Regions from separate parts of the Homo sapiens genome. Here region 2 is linked to region 1. A link is a loop called in an ENCODE intact Hi-C map of the cell type or tissue named here. Cell type or tissue: endothelial cell of umbilical vein. All regions are shown on one strand. Links, peaks and the distances in the headings refer to the core of each region. The heading gives the core; the rest is flanking DNA. Region 1 has its middle 230 kb from the start of LINC02653. Region 2 overlaps LINC02653 (long intergenic non-protein coding RNA 2653).

Region 1 (5,384 bases), core at 267-5,266:
ACATGACTCAGTGAAAAAAGTTCTGGAGTTGAAAAAAAAAAAATGAGTCCAAATTCAGGCTTTTTCACGTGTTTCCTTCCAGGTCTCAGGCAAGTCACTTCTTTTTTTTCCTCTTATCAGTTAATGCATGAAAAGTACTTAGAACTTTGGTATACAATAAACATATAGAAAATGTTAGCTGTTACTGTTATTTGCATAATAGAGCTGTTAACATTTACCTTATACGGTTGCTAAGAATATTAAATACCTTTTAAATAAAACATCTAATAGAGCACTAAGCCATGTTTAATGCAGTGGATAAGCTATGTCAGTATCTATGGATTATTTGGAGATTCAATAGACCTGATTTTGTTTTAGGTTACCCAGGTAATTCTAATACACACAGGTCAGGGAACCACTAACCTAGTTTACTACCAACTGTATTAGGAAGCGTAGCTATTGTTATATTTATCTAGCACCTACCATCTTCCAGGGAGAGTGCTAAGTGCCAAAGAAAAAATTTTTAAAACAATAAGAAGTTGTGTCTGTCCTCAAGAATTTAGGTGAAAATTACATATTAAAAGATGCTTAAAAATAAAACAATAAAATAATTTATGCATTGTATCATCAGACATTAAATTCTATAAAGACTGATAAAAGTTAGAGGGCTTGTGTACACTGGGTGTAGTGGCTCACGCCTGTAATCCCAGCACTTTGGGAGGCAGAGGTGGGCGGATCACCTGAGGTCAGGAGTTCAAGACCAATCTGCCCAACATGGCAAAACCCGAATCTACAAAAAATACAAAAATTAGCCAGGCATGGTTGCGCGTGCCTGTATTCCCAGCTACTCAGGAGGCTGACGCAGGAGAATTGCTTGAACCCAGGAGGCGGAGGTTGCAGTGAGCCGAGATTGCATCATTGTAAATTGGGGTGACTTATCCATTGTCTTATTCCCCCAAAGAGTTGTCATCGAATCCTTTTATGCTTTTAGATGAAGGGTTGGTTTAACTACCTCAAAAAATATCCTTCTACCCCCAAGAATAATAATTTCCTTACCTTAAATTCATTCCAATTTAAGATATATTTATTTTCATCTTATATATTAATAATGAAAAACATACATCCAAGGAAGCCCAATTACTTAAAAAGGATTGCAATTTCCATTTATAACTCAGAAATTTTTTAGCATTTCATATTTATTATGAGCATTTATAACATATTATTGATGTATAGTGTTATTCTAAAAAGAAAACTATATATTTGATTCATGGTCTTCCTTGACTTGATAATGAAAGAGAAGCTTTAAGTACTTATAAATAAAGAATTTTAAACTTAGAACTTACTTGAGGCAGGGAAGGAGGGAGGAATTCCTACCTCTCCAGTCAGAGGAACTGAATCAATACTACCTAAAAATGAAGTGGCAGATGACCCTTATGGAGTGGTGCCACTTTTTGTAATGATGAACTCTAGTAAGTAACCATGAGAGTGAGTGGTAGAGAAGTGATGGGGAAAGGAATAGTTAGGCGTGAGCTCACAAACTGAAAAAACATGTTTTGAATGGAATGCTAGCTAAAGTCACCAAAATGAAAGTAAGCATAGTAGGTTGGAATAAAAGCCTCTGTTCCTACTTTTGCATGGAAACCAGCACCTTTACAGCCATTTCACCGTTTCCTTTTGTTTTAGTTTTGCCCCAATATTTTCCGCATCCATAAGGTATTGAAAATTTAAACTGCACTATTTCTGAAGGAACCGCCTCTGGTTCTCTGACAAATTCTGACTAGCCAGAAATGTGATAGAATAGTAGAGTAATGCTGATGTTGTCTGAGTTTTCAAAAAAGAAGAATCTAATGGATTCTGAAAACTCCTGCTCAGTGAAATTGATGTTGATCTCTGGGGAAAAATATAGAGTACATGTGTTATTAGAAAGCTTATCAGTTCTTGGACTTTCACTTTGCTTTGGCAGCTTAAATGACTAATTACGGTAGCACCACAGCCAATTCAATGACATTTTTACTCCCAAATAGAAATCTGTTTAATTAGGTGCCTTAACACTAATTGTATCTATTTTTAAAATGTCCCTTAATCTTGCTGGATTTGGATATCTAGGTAATTGTTGTTTCAAGATATTCTTGAATCATGCAGGGTATTAGGCAATGACTCATTAATAAGATTGTCTATATCTTAGAGAAGTCAGTCATTGGGGTTTATTGGCCTGAAATTGTAGGGTAATAAAAAAGTGAGTAATTGGCTAAATATGATGATTCATTGATTCCCTTTAAAATGCTATCTTAATAATATCTAAATCTCATATCTCGTATGGCTGTGAGGCACTAGAGAGTGAAATCCTGGTAAGTGGCCCATTTGAAGACATGGAAGCGTGCCAATTCCCTGAATATCTTTAGCTTTTTTATGTCCAGATGGGATTAGTGATAACTACTTAAAGGAAGACCATTCTAAAAATGATAATCCTGCTGTGATATTAAAAGACAGAAGGTTTGAGAAAAATGATGACTTGGGGTATATGATAGAAAAGTTGATACCAAAAGTTGCCTACCAAAGGAATACCTAGCATTGATCTCTCAGGTTCCAAACAGCTTACAGAAGGTCTGCGTCTTGGCAAGAATTTAGCTAAGAAAAATTACTGAGCATGATACCCTAAACAGAAAAGCTTGTCATTTTATAGTTGTAGATACTTATCTGTCTTGAGAATTCTTATGGTAATTTATGGACTCCAAGGTTTCCTGGAGATAATGAGATAATGGTTTCAAATCATTCATGAGATAAAAATTTAAGCAGACATATTCCAATCTCAAAAGTTAAGATAAGGGGATTCTAGGAAGTTGGGGCAGTGGAAGAAGCATAGTTTTAAATTAAGAACTTCCCAATCCCCATTGACAAAGCAACTAGATAACAAAGCTAAGAATATGCGAATTTTTTTTAAAAATAGCATTCCATCTAAACCCAGTGTGCAAGTTTGTGACCAAAATTTATCAATAACTTCTAGAAATTCAGTGTTAGCATCTCTGAGGGAAGAAACAGAGAGAAAAAAAAAATGGAGTAACTGAAAAATTGAGTGACCTAAGAACAAAGAATCTCAAACTCAGGTACTCATCAAAAAGCATGGAATGCCAATTTGAGAATAATGTCTAAAGCTAAAAAGGATTTTGACCACTGAGAATAGAGAAACATAAGGGGCTCATAGTAAAGTCTAAAGAAATTTGAGTAGTCTCACCTCTGTGAACTCTTGACATTGAGCAGGGAGGGCTCCCTTCAAAGAAATGGCTCAACATTGAAGAGAAGTTGCTGTGGGTTGAATCGAAATTTAACAAGATGGAGAGAAAGGAAAGAGAAAAGAAAGGTAAGAATCTAGAGAGAAACAGAGCTAGAAAACTTCAGAAAGCAAACCACCATATTTTTGCACACTACATTAAAACAGAAAAGGGAATTCTATTAAATTATAAAAGCTATTACATCTCCTAAAAATCCAGGAAAACTAACTAAAAATACAATTGTCTAATAGAAAGTATTTAAACCAAGTCCCATAAAAAACTACTATAGGAAAAAAGGGAATAAAAAGCAAAATAATATTCCCATAGATAGTGAAAGCATACCAAATAGGCATAACATAAAATACATTAAAACTGTTACCTCGTACTTCAAAGCAAACTAAAAGCTATTATTAAAATGATATGACTTTTAGAACAATATACGCCTGAATTTTAAAATACCCAGAAATGGCCAGGCGCGGTGGCTCACGCCTGTAATCCTGGCACTTTGGGAGGCCGAGGCAGGTGGATCACGAGGTCAGGAGATCGAGACCATCCTGGCTGACATGGTGAAATGCCGTCTCTACTAAAAATACAAAAAATTACCAGGGCGTGGTGGCGGGCGCCTGTAGTCCCAGCTACTGGGTAGGCTGAGGCAGGAGAATGGAGTGAACCCGGCAGGCGGAGCTTGCAGTGAGCCGAGATCGTGCCACTGCACTCCAGCCTGGGTGACAGAGCAAGACTCTGTCTCAAAAAATAAAAATAAAATAAAATAAAATAAATAAAATAAAATACCTCAAAATTCATAATTAATAATTAAGAATAAAATAAAATGAAAAATCATTTTAGAAATTAAGACTGGACTAAAAATACACAGTAATTAATAAGCACACCAAATAAGAATGGAAATAGAGTATAAAAGGAAGAATATTTATAAAGAAAGAAAAAATAAATAAAAAAATCAAGAGAAAGTAATCAATATTAAAGACAGACAAGGGAAATCCAACATACAAATAATAGACAAACTTAAAGTAAACACCGAAGCAACAGAAAAGAATAAATACTAAAAGTTAAAATTCAAAAAAACTTTCCTGAATTAAATATAAAAGACCTGTAACTACAATTAGAAAGATCATACTGTGTACCTAAAAACACGAGCCTACAGCAACCAACAGCAAAACAAATTTTACTATGGGCTTTAAAGACAAAAATAAGATTATTATTAGGCTTTTAGAAAACAACAATCTCTACCAGAACACAACAGGTTCATTTATTTTCAATTTCAAGGAAAAATTTTATACCTTGCAAAACTCACTTTTGAGTATACGTGGCATACCTGTGGTCAACATGCAAGAATTAGGGTATATTGTTGCTATATTGCCTCTCTGAGGAGTTAAACAAATTTCAGACAATCAATGTGAATGAAATAAACTGATGGTGAGCATCAATTATATACTTACAGAATAAATACTATAGTAGATAAAAAATAGAGCATAGTATGTAATGGTTATATCTTCTTACAATGCAAATATTATGCAACACACAAAAAAAGGAGGAAAATGAGAAGAGTCAAAAAAGCTTCTATATTCCAATCCCTTTTATCCTGCTCTACTTTTTCTTTTTTTTTTCTGTAGCGGGTATCAATTTCTAACACTCATGTATATTATGTATTTAGTATGTGTATTATTTATTGTTTGACTCAACTAGAATGTGAGATTCAGGAGCACAAGAATCTTTCTCTATAACACAGTAATGTAGCCCAAACATCTAGAACACATAGATGTCACTCAAAATGTGACTGATGGATAAATAGTTGAATTCCATTAACCATTAATAATGACAACATAATCTATTTAAACAGTTTGGGATATCTTATCTAACATAAACACTACTTGCTCATACAGTAAAGAAATACATTTCCAAACTCATTTGAAAGGTGTTGAAAATACTTTCACTGGACTTAATTGTACACACTTTCTTCTAAGTCCAGAGAGAACCAGGCTGTGTAGGTGCTTCTTCAGTGCCATTAGAATATAATGAAAAGAATATTCAAGTGAGTAAAATGAACTCTTAGATTTTAGATTATTATTTTTAGAGGTCAAAAACAGTGTAAATTAATTATAAATACTCTGGTAGAAC
Region 2 (5,384 bases), core at 92-5,091, 210 kb before region 1:
CAAACTGAACAACTATCCACGTAAGAAAGCACCTTCATAAGAACCAAAAATCAGATGAGTGATCATAGTACCTGGTTTTAACTTCATATCACGGAAAGAGGTACTGAAGAGGGCAGGAAAGACAGTCTTAAATTGCTAATACCACCCCCCACCCCCTCAGCTCCCAGCAGCAGCCACATAGTGCGGAGAAAGGATCTGTGTGCTTCAGGGAGGGAGAGTACAGGATTTGTGGGACTATGCATTGAAAGTCAGTGCTGTCTTGTCACAGCAGAAAGCAACATTTGGCAGAATTCAGCTGGCACCCACTGAGGGAGCATTTAGAACAGCTCTAGCCAGAGGGGAATTGCCTATCCCAGTGGCTGGAATCTGAGTTCTGGCAAGCCCCACTACTGTAGGCTTAAGGGCTCTGGGGTCCTAAGTAAACTTGTAAGGCAATCTAGGCCAGAAGGACTAAAAGTTTTGGGCAAGTTCTGATGTTGTGCTGGGCTCTGAGCCAGTGGACTTGAGGGACACATGACCTAGTGAGACACCATCTGGAGTGGCCAAGGGAGTGTTTGCTCCAGCCCTCCCATAGCCCCAGGTAGCACAGCTCACAGCTCTGGTACAGATACCTCTCCACTTGAAGAGATGAGAGGGAAGACTAAAGAGGACTTTGCCTTGCAACTTACATACCAGCTCAGCCACAATAGGATAGGGTACTGGAAGAGTCATGAAGCCTCCACTTCAGGACCCAGCTCCTGGATGACATTTCTAGACATACCCTGGGCCAGAAGGGAACCTCCTGCCTTGAAGGGAAGGACCCAGACATGGAAGAATCCATCACCTGCTGACTAAAGAGTTCCTTGAGCACCAAATAACCAGCAGTGATACCCAGGCAGTACTCACCATGGGCCTTAGGTGAGACTCAGAGATGTGCTAGCTTCAGGTGTGACCCAGCGTGTTCCCTGTAGTGGTGGCTACATAGAGGAGACTTCTTCTGCTTGAGGAAAGGAGAGGGAAGAGTGAAGGGGAATTTGTTTTGCAGCTTAGGTACCAGGTTGGCCACAGTGGGGTAGAGCACCAAGCAGTCTCTTGGGGTCCCCTGTTCCAGGACTTGAGTCTTGGATGGCATTTCTGGATCTGCCTTGGGCCAAAGAGAGCCTACTTCCATGAAGAGAGAGCCCCAGGTCTGGCAGCATTCACCATAAGCTGACTAAAGAACCCTTGGACATTGCGTGAACATTGGCTAGCCAGGCAATATTTGCCATGGCCCTGGGGCAGTGATGGCTATTGGCAGAGACTCCTCTCCTCCTTGAAGTGGAGGGAATAGTTGGAAGGCCTTTGTCCAGTGGCTTGGGTGCCAGCTGGGATGCAGTAGAATAGAGCACTAGATAGATTCCTAAGGTTTCTGATTCCAGGCCCTGGCTCCTGGATGGCATTTCTGGATCCATCTGAGATCAGGAGAACTCACTGCCCTGAAGGGAAGGACATAAGCCTGGCTGGCTTTGTCACATGCTAATTGTAGAACCCTAGGACCTTGAATGAACATAGGCAGTAGCCAGGCAGTGGTGACAACCAGTACTGTGCTAGCTTCAAGTCAGACCCAGTCCCAGCCACAGTAATCACCGGGGTGCTTGTGTCATCCCTTACCCAGCTCCAGACAGCTCAGCACAGAGAGAGAGAGAGAGAGAGAGAGAGAGAGGGAGAGAGAGAGACTGACTCAATTTGTTTGGAGACAAGTAATGGAAGATAACAAGATTCTCTGTCTAGTAATTCAGAGAATTATTCTGGAAGTTATTTAAGACCACCAAGGTGGTAACTCTACAAGTCTGCAAGAGCCACAGCATTACTGAGCTTGGTGTACCCTATAATACAGATATGACTGCAGATACCAAAACTTAGATTAAAACACCCAAGTTCCTCTGAATATTTGGAAAATCTTTTTTTCCAAATATTCCAAGAAGAACAGGTACAAAAAGGCCTAACTCTGAAGACTACAATAAATACTTAACTCTTCAATGCCTAGACACTGGCAAACATCCACAAGCATCAAGACCACCCAGGAAAACATGAACTCATCAAATAAACTAAATAAGGTACCAGTTCTGGTACCTTATTTAGGGGATCCAGCTCTGGAGAGACAGAGACAGGTGATGTTTCAGACAGAGAATTCAAAATAACTATATTAAGGAAACACAACAAAATTCAAGATAACACAGAGAAGGAATTTGTAATCATATTAGCTAAATTTAACAAAGAGATTATAATAATTTGGAAGAACCAAGTGAAATTCTGGAGTGGAAAAATGCAATTTCAATACTGAATAGTGCATCAGAGTCCTTTAATAGCAAAATTGATCAAGCAGAAGAAAGAAACAGTGAGCTTGAAGACAGCCTATTTGAAAATACACAGAGGAGACAAAAGAAAAAAAAAACAATGAAGCACATGAACAAGATCTAAAAAAATAGCCTCAAAAGGGCAAATCTAAGAGTTACTGATCTTAGAGTGGAGGTAAGAGAAAGAGATAGGTGTGGAAACTGTATTCAAAGGAATAATAAGATAACTTCTCAAACCTAGAAAATGGTATTGGTATTCAAGTACAAGAGGGTTGTGAAACACCAGGCAGCTTTAACCCAAATAAAACTACTTTGTGACATGTAATAATCAAACTCCCAAAGTTTAAGGATAAAGAAAGTATCCCAAAAGCAGCAAGATAAACAAATAACATACAATGAGCGCCAATATGTCTAGCAGCAGACTTTTCAGTGGAAACCTTACAGGGCAAGAGAGAATGGCATGACATATTTCAAGTGCTGAAGGTGAAGAATGTTCACCCTAGAATAGCATATTCAGTAAAAATATCCTTCTAACATGAAGGATAAATAAAGACTTTCCCAGACAAACAAAAATGGAGGGATCTTATCAACATCAGACGTATCCTCCAAGATAAGCTAAAGGAAGTTCTTCAGTCTGAAAGAAAAGGATGTTAATGAGCAATAAAAAATCATCTGAAGTAAAAACTCACTGGTAATAGTAAACAGAAAAACACAGAATAGTATACATTATAATTGTGGTGTGTAAACTACTCATATTTTGAGTAGAAAGACTAAAAGATGAACCAATGAAGATAATAACTACAACTTTTCAAGATATAGACAGGACCAGACATAAACAGAAACAATAAAAAGTTAAAAAGTGAGAGGATAAGGTTAAAGTGTAGAGTATTTATTAGTTTTCATTTTGCATGTTTGTTTATGTAATCAGTTTTAAGTCATCATCAGTTTAAAATAATGGGTTATAAGATAGTATTGCAAGCCTTATGGTAACCTCAAATCTAAAAACATACAACAGCTACAAAAAAAGCAAGAAATTAAAACACACCGCCAGAGAAAATCACCTTCACTAAAACAAAGATAGGAAGGAAGGAAACAAGATAAGACCACAAAATAACCAGGAAATGCATAGCAAAATGACAGGAGTGAGTCCTTATTTATCAATAATAACATTGAATATAAATGGACTAAACTCTCCAATCAAAAGACACAGAGTGGCTGAATGGATAAAATTAAAAAAAAAAAAAAAAACCGAGCGCAATGATCTGTTCCATACAAGAAACACATTTCCCCTACAAAGACATACAAAGACTAAAAATAAAGGAATGGAAAAAGACATTCCATGCAAATGGAAAATGAAAAAGAGCAGGAGTAGTGATATTTATATCAGACAAAATAGATTTCAAGAAAAAACCCATCAAAGCAAAAAATAAAGTCATTATATAAAGACAAAAGAGTCAATTCACCAAGGGGATTTTATAATTATAAATATATATGTGCTCAACAATGGAGTGCCAAGATATATAAAGCAATTACTGTTAGAGCTAAGAGACAGATACACCCCAATACAATAATAGCTGGCCACTTTCAGCACTGGCCACACCATTGAGATAGAAAATCAACAAAGAAACACTAGAGTTTATGAGCACTATAGACCAAATGGACCTAATAGGTTTTTATAAAACATTTCATCCAATGGCTGAAGAATATATATTCTTCTCTTCGTTGCATGGGTCATTCTCAAGGAGATACCATATGTTGGGCCACAAAATAAGTCTTAAAATTTTAAAAACATTAAAACTATTTCAAGTATATTCTCTGAACACAATGGAATAAAACTACAAATTAATAACAAGAGAAATTTGGGAAATTACATAAACACACTGAAATTAAACAATATGCTCTTGAAACAAATGACAGTGAAACATAACATACCAAAACCAATGGATACAATGAAAGCAGCACTAAGAGGGAAGTTTATAGCTAAAGCACCTACATCAAAAAAGTAGAAAAATGTCAAATAAAAAACTTAATGTTGGATCTTAAAGAACTAGAAAATCAAGAGCAAACTAAACCCAAAATTTGTAAAAGAAAAAAAATAACACGAGATCAGAGCAGAAAATAACTCAAATTGAAATAGAGAAACCAATACAAATGATCAATAAAACAAAAGCTGGATTTTTGGAAAGATAATTAAAACTGACAAACCTTTAGTATACTAAGAAAAAAACAAGAAAAGACCCAAATAAAATCAGGGATAAAAAAGAGACACTAAAACTGTTACTACAGAAATTTTATTAGAGGCTACTATGAAGAACTATATGCCAATAAATTGGAAAACCTAGAAAAAATGGATAAATTCCTATATAAAGCCTATCAGGATTTTACCACAAAAATGTCCAAAATGTGAACAAATAAGAAGTAATTAGATTAAAGCCATAACAAAAAGCCTCTCAGCAAAGAAAAGCTCAGACCTAATGGCTTCACTGCTGAATTTTACTAAATATTTAAAGAAGAACTAACAGCAGTCTTACTCAAACTTCTGATAAATAGAGGAAGAGGGAATACTTCCAAACTAATTCTATGAGGCCAGTATTACCCTGATACCAGAACCAAAGACACATCAAAAAACAAACAAACAAAATAAAACAAAACAGGCCAGGCAGGTGGCTCACACTTTGTAATCCCAGCACTTTGGGAGGCTGAGGAGGGTGGATCACGAGGTCAGGAGATCAAGACCATCCTGGCTAACACGGTGAAACACAGTCTCTACTAAAAAATAGAAAAAATTAGCCAGGCGTGGTGGCGGGCGCCTGTAGTCCCAGCTGCTCGGGAGGCTGAGGCAGGAGAACGGCATGAATCCGGGAGGCGGAGCTTGCAGTGAGCCAAGATTGTGCCACTGCACTCCAGCCTGGGTGACAGAGTGAGACTCTGTCTCAAAAAAAAAAAAAACCAACAAAACAAAACAAAACTACAGGCAAATTTTCCTGATGAACATTGATGCAAAAGTTCTCAAGAAAATGTTAGCAAACTGAATTCAACAACCCATTAGAAAAATCATTTGGCCAGGCA

What was found. A loop is a pair of places that touch in the nucleus more often than their neighbours do. Peaks named below come from ENCODE experiments on the same cell type or tissue, not always from the same donor. Only the 100,000 strongest peaks of a DNase experiment are listed, where the experiment ranks them.
Region 2: it touches region 1 in a loop (5-fold over the local background); 1 of 110 quality-filtered maps calls a loop at or near these places.

The regions. Positions count from the first base shown.
Region 1 is chr10:90,310,965-90,316,348 of GRCh38, reverse strand. No RefSeq gene overlaps it. Among named protein-coding and RNA genes, the nearest start is that of LINC02653, 230 kb to the left of the region's middle. In endothelial cell of umbilical vein, for the core only: no CTCF peak of the experiment used is centred there; a DNase peak (open chromatin) is centred at 2,278.
Region 2 is chr10:90,521,910-90,527,293 of GRCh38, reverse strand. LINC02653 (long intergenic non-protein coding RNA 2653) reads left to right here. Exons shown (of 7, transcript NR_110657.1): 2 at 1-20. Among named protein-coding and RNA genes, the nearest start is that of LINC02653, 16 kb to the left of the region's middle. In endothelial cell of umbilical vein, for the core only: no CTCF peak of the experiment used is centred there; no DNase peak of the experiment used is centred there.